Linked DNA regions of Homo sapiens: region 2 is linked to region 1. The links are chromatin contacts, found by Hi-C or POLR2A ChIA-PET in ENCODE. All regions are on one chromosome and are shown on one strand. The core of a region is the stretch at or near the end of the contact, and the rest is flanking DNA. Distances in the headings are between cores, read along the strand shown. Region 1 overlaps SLC38A4-AS1 (SLC38A4 antisense RNA 1). Region 2 overlaps SLC38A1 (solute carrier family 38 member 1).

Region 1 (2,914 bases), core at 156-2,655:
CATTGTTTTTTAAACCAGTATGTTTTGGAAGTAGTCCATACAGCAACAGATAGCTGATGTGATGCCTTTCTTTAAAACATTTTTTTAAACTTAAGTCAGTGTTAAAAAAATTTTTTCTCACTTCCATAAATAGAAAATTACTATCACTTTCCATAAAACTAACCACAATGAAAGAAGAAACAAAGTAATGTTATTTACTTCTAGCCATACTCCTGCCTACAAAAGTCTCTGTGTTCCTTCCAAAGGAATATCCCCAAATGTCAGAGAGATATTAAAGATACACCAGAACTAAATGAGGACTGCCTCCTTGGTGTGAGTTAAGCTAAAAGGAAATGGAATGAAAATAACATGCTCAACTTTGAAATTTGATAGTATTTAATGCTGTCTATCACCAAAAACCATTATCTTGTAAAATAATACAGGTGGTAAGCAACTACTGCAAAAATTGTGAGGGTGTTACTCAAATGACTGATATTTGGAAGATGCTGCATTAACCTAACACCTGAACACTGAGGTAGGTAGGCAAGTGAGTGGTCAGCATTTTTACTACCTTCTATGCATCAGGCACAATGCAAAACAGAAAGGGGTGTGGATAAAATATACAACATAATGTACTGCTGTGCTAGAAGTGCTTGTACTCTAGTGGAGGAGACAGGAGTATAAATAGTTGTAACACATTAACCATGGTAAATGTAACTATAAAAGATTTAAAATACAAAGCCCATGGACTCAGACATTGTCAAGGACATAAAATCCCTGACATTTTGTGCAAATGTTTGAGGATATATGGATATTCTGGGCCCATTACTTTCATTAGATTCTCAAAGTTCATTGGAACACATTCTGTAACATAGGAGACACCAGAATAATTATTGCATGGTATTGTTGGTTCTTGGTTCTTGCCTGGGCGTTCTTCTTTAGTTTGTCATTTTGGAATCATAACTGTGGCCTCCTCTTTGTTCTTTATGATTTTATACTTTTCTCACATAGCTGTATGAAAGTTATCTTTAATTCCCTGATGACCAAACTCCCCTAAAGGTCTCTACCACATTTTAAGCTCTTTGAAGCTAGAGACATACCATACAGCTTCCTGCCTTCTACTATAAACAAACATCTGTTAAATGAAGAATAAACCTTGTAGAACTCCTGCAGGAAGTTTTCCTGCTGTCTAGGACTGATTAAAAATGTTTTCCATTGCTCAGACTATGAACACTGAAAGTGTTTCTAATCTGAAATGTGTACATAATAAAATATTTGGAAAAAGGCACCAAGTTCTTCCTGCAATGTGTTATGTGTGTATATTCACAAACGTCTGTCTGGACTGGCATTTTATGTCTAGGCCTGTTTAGGTCAGTGCTGAATACTTTAAATGGTGTGGGGACTGTGTTTATTTACATACTGCATAAAGCAGCCATTGCAATGTTATTCACACATGGGGCCTCTGGGCTTCTCCCGAGCATGAAAGTGCTGCTGTTGACATTTATGCTTTTCTCAGTATTTCTTCTTTTATCCTATTCTTCCAACATAGCAATTTTGTCTTCCTCTGGAACTGAAATTCGGTGAAAAATATAGGCCTCTAAAATGTTAGTACTTTCATCCTTATTTTTTTCAAATTTTTTAGCTATGCTGTGAACTAAATGAGCTGAAGCCTCCACTATTCAAAGTTCTTCAAGGTTTGACATTTAAATTTATTCTAAAATAGTTTTTGCATGAAAAACCAAGAAAGGGAGGATTGTGGTTTTTACCTTGGCATGGAATTTTATGAGTGGGATAGAAACAGAGTAGTGGTGTTGAAGCTGTCTGCAGGATTTACTGGCACTGATTGGGAACAGGAGCGGCCCAGTCTCCAAACAAGCCCATAATTCATATGACTAATTCTAGCTTTTGCCTTAAGCCTCCACCCCAGCCCCCACCCCGCCACACACACAATCAGCATATATGGAAATGTTAATAAAGTCATCATCTTATTCTCTTCAAAATGACTGATTCTTATCACACCCATGCCTCAGCATTTCCAGGTGGGAAGGGGGCCTTCAGGACAAGAGGTTGCAAAGGGAAGCAAATTCAAGTGAGAAACCCTGCAAAACTTTCTGGGAGGTGACAGAATTAAACATCTCTCATTCCGAGACGTGTTCTAGTAGGCATGCTTCTGAGCCATAAGAGCATCCATATTATGGCTTTGAAAATATTTTATATACACATTCTCAAACACTCTAAAACTTTATTTTTTCTAAATTCTTTTTAACCTCTTCTGTTTTTAAGGCAAGTTTAAGATTCATCGAAATATATTCTTTGGTTAAGTGATTCCTATTTCAATATGTGAAACACCATTTTCATCCATCTATATACCTCTGAACCTTTTTAATAATGCCTCATTATAATTAAGAGTTCAGACTGGTTAGCCATAACATGACAATCATCTACAGAGACTTAATACACTATGTATGTATAACAGAAAACACCTACTACTTGGAGTGTACAGCTCACCTAATATAAAGTAGCAGATTTTAAGGGGAATGCATTTTACAGTGACTGCCAGATGCATGCCAAAGCCCCGCCTCCAGCGGCCCAAATAATCATTGCAATGACAGCCCTGGGAACAGCAGGGAGAGTTGTTTTCAGGCTAAACCCTCACAATTTTTCTCTTACAGCTCCTTCCAAAAGGGAACAAAGCAGCTCTGCGTGTGTGTGTGGGTGTGTGTGTGTGTGTGTGTGTATACGCCCCTACACATGTGTGTATGTTTTCTGTTTTGAGTGTAGAAAGTACTAGAAGTAGATAGTAGATAGTGCCTGAGATGCCAACATAGGCAAATGAAGAAGGTGGAGTAGATATGGAGAGGATTAGCCCAGAAGTCCTACAATGGCTTTTTCCAGGTTCAAAAAGTCTCTGATTGGGGCAACTGAATGTGCACAT
Region 2 (2,942 bases), core at 276-2,775, 180 kb after region 1:
TCATTGTTTTTAGAAGTTGAGCAGCTATTGCTAGTTTATGAGTCGTCTGTGATGCATCTGATAAGGGGGTTCTAAGAATTCAATTCTCTTAGCCCCAGAAAGGTAGGGGTGTGTGTGCGTGTGTGTGTGCGCGCACATGCGCTAGAGTGTATACCCTGAGTTCACTCAGTCCTATTTATGCTGAGTTGCCTCAGGTGCCTTGGTCCTATCCAAGGACAGCAGTGTGATCTCTGTTTTGGTACAGTGTATTTTTCTTAGCCTGCAACAGACAACTTAACTATACTGGCTATGGTTTTACAGCATTATTTACCTCCATGATTGGTAGAATGCCTTCTCTGCTCACTCATCTGGTTTACAGTAGGCCAGGTTGGAGTTATCACAGTAGAGCAGGTTAAGTGTGGTGCAGAGAGTTGGATTTTCAAGGTTAGCTTGAACTTTTATTACTCACAGAGTGGTAGTTGGTTTAATTAGAAAACTACTCCTTTGTGGGCCAGTTAGTTTTGCTTTGTTCTCTGGCCACAGACTTTACCTTATGTCAGGCACATGATTTCAAAGATCTGCATCTATATCAGGGGTCAGCAAGGGACAGCCTGCAGACCAAAGCCACCCGCAGCCTCCTTTTGTGTGGCTGGCTAGGTAAGATTGACTTTTAATTTTATAAAGGACTTTAAAAAAGAAAAGATAGTTGTAAAGTGTACATTGTTCCATGAGATCTTTATAACAACCCTGTTAATTACCCCCATTTTATAGATAAAGAAACTGAAACTGCCTTTGCAAAATTATAACCAAGGAAATTATGACAGTGAAAGAAATCAGACCTAACCAACTCTATCTTGCTTCTAACCCTTAAGCTGTCCTTGTTCATTCCTGGGCATAGGCCGAACTAACTTTGGGAAGGAATTCAGTTCATGGTTTGACTGAAACAAAATTGGTAACAGCCCTTTTCCAAAAAGACCCCCTTCTTGCCTGGGGTCCAGTCTGCCTTTGCAGGACTAACAAATTAACTACACGATTAGAAATTACAGTTTAGGGGTCATGCAGCCTCTGGCTCCAAGAGTCTGAACCTCCCCAAATTGCTCCTCGGGGTAACATCATTATTGTAAAACCTAAGATCAGTGCTTGAGATATTTTGCAGAGCTGTACTCCATGTATCAGCTGACACCACCCAGACTGGTAATCTCGCCCAACCAGTTCTGCCATTGCACCCAGGAACAGAAGACAGCAAGAAAATCTTACTTCACCCCCCTATGATTTCATATCCAACTTAACCAATCATCACTCCCCACTTCCCAAGCCCCTAGCTGCCAAATTATCTTTAAGAACTCTGATCCCCGAATGCTCTGGGAGACTGATTTGAGTAATAATAAAACTCCGGTCTCCCACACAGCTGACTCTGCATGACTTACTCTTTCTCCATTGCAATTCCCCTGTCTCAATAAAGTGGTTCTGTCTAGGCAGCAGGCAAGGTGAACCCATTGGGCGACTACAAAACTAAAATTAACGGAGGCTAAGCAACTTGCCCAAGATGACTGACATCTGTGGGGAGGAGAGCAACAAGTCCATTGGGTGCTCCTCTTAAACCGCCTATTTCTCCTTAAATGTGTCTTGTTACCACAAAAACAGAATGGGAAAATATGAATGAAGCCCCCAATCCACCTTTCTACCGGAACAAAAGTCCCAAATACCCACCGAGAACAGCATATTCCTTTACTTCAACAGTCACATGGGATTTTTCTGTCACTCAAGAGTTAACATCTTTAGAATATGATAAAGAGTAGGGATCTAGGTTTGAGGAGAAGGGAAACGACTTGTCCTTGTGGAGTGGGAAAAGAGGAACGAGGACACATCAAGAGTGTCAAGAGTTATAAATGGAGTGCCCACAAAACCCACAGCCCTCTACCCACTATAGGTTAAAAACAGGAAGTGGTAGTGGTACATGGCGCTCTTTCTCACTGGTACAACATCCTCATTTAAGCTCAGACCTCCCTTTAACTTTTTTACAAAGAACCAACTAAACTAAAATTCTATTTTTACTGGGATACTTCTTTTAGATTCCTCTTTCTTTTGAGGATTATATTAGATACTATTTGAATTGGCCATCAGCAATGCATATTTATTTTTCTAGACAAAACAAAATACCTAACTGACAGTGAGGCTAGTTTAAGAAAAGCTTTGCACCACAGAGCTTAGATTTACCTACAAGGAAAGAAATGGAAAGAACGGTACAAATAATTGCTCTCCACCTGTTTCCTGCCTGGCCTTTTAAAACCACCCGTTTAATTCCCTAATCTAATTTGTAAGCATTATACATGATCACATGCTACAAGGTCACCGTGTGCTGGTCTTCTGACCCTCAGAATTTTGAAATTTGATCAGAATTTAGTGACTAAGAAGTCCACTTTAGGACTGAATAATTATGTTTCTACTCCTTTCTGTAAGTATTTTGTGAGCTCCTTAATCAAACAGGGATTCTATTAATGAGCTTAAGACTTAAACAAATGCAACTCTCCCCTAAAAAGGGGTTAAAATAATAATACTGTCACTTGAAAAGTTCTTTATATTTTTATTGTAAAACTAAGATAACCATTAAACCATTTTGAAAATGCATAAAATAAATGAAATAAAGTATAAAGAAAACACGCAAAGTCTCTCTGTTCGGAGTGTTCAGGCTCACCTTAGACAAGCTCCATTAACATTTCAATGTATTTCATTCTAAGATTTTTGTTTGGTCTTATTTTTTACAGTGTTATTCCACTCTGGATGTTTGACTTTGATAGACAATGCAACGTGATGGGTAGGGACTTTGGAGTCATACTACCAGGGTTTGAGTGCTCTGACACTAGCTGTGTGACCTTAGACAAAATACTTAACCTCCTTGTTACCTTATTTACCTTATCTGTAAAATAAGGATAGTAATAGTACTACTCATAAGTGAAGTATTT

The links. A loop is a pair of places that touch in the nucleus more often than their neighbours do. ChIA-PET counts read pairs that join two places held with the same protein, here RNA polymerase II (POLR2A). Pooled maps may share reads with other maps.
Region 2: a loop to region 1 is called in a pooled map, with 2.1 times the contacts of the local background. The contact joins two enhancer-like sites. A Hi-C loop is called at or near these places in 1 of 50 pooled maps. POLR2A ChIA-PET finds 5 or more read pairs at or near these places in 3 of 52 experiments (GM12878, activated CD4-positive, alpha-beta T cell and activated naive CD4-positive, alpha-beta T cell).

The regions. Positions count from the first base shown.
Region 1 is chr12:46,401,567-46,404,480 of GRCh38, reverse strand. All of the region lies in intron 2 of SLC38A4-AS1 (SLC38A4 antisense RNA 1), which reads right to left. Among named protein-coding and RNA genes, the nearest start is that of SLC38A4-AS1, 19 kb to the right of the region's middle. Within about 2 kb of position 1,405, at least 7 of the 41 ENCODE cell types and tissues checked have a DNase peak (open chromatin) inside an H3K27ac peak, as active enhancers do.
Region 2 is chr12:46,217,139-46,220,080 of GRCh38, reverse strand. The region is part of intron 5 of SLC38A1 (solute carrier family 38 member 1); the gene reads left to right. Among named protein-coding and RNA genes, the nearest start is that of SLC38A1, 50 kb to the left of the region's middle. RefSeq lists a silencer at 97-156. Within about 2 kb of position 1,525, at least 15 of the 41 ENCODE cell types and tissues checked have a DNase peak (open chromatin) inside an H3K27ac peak, as active enhancers do.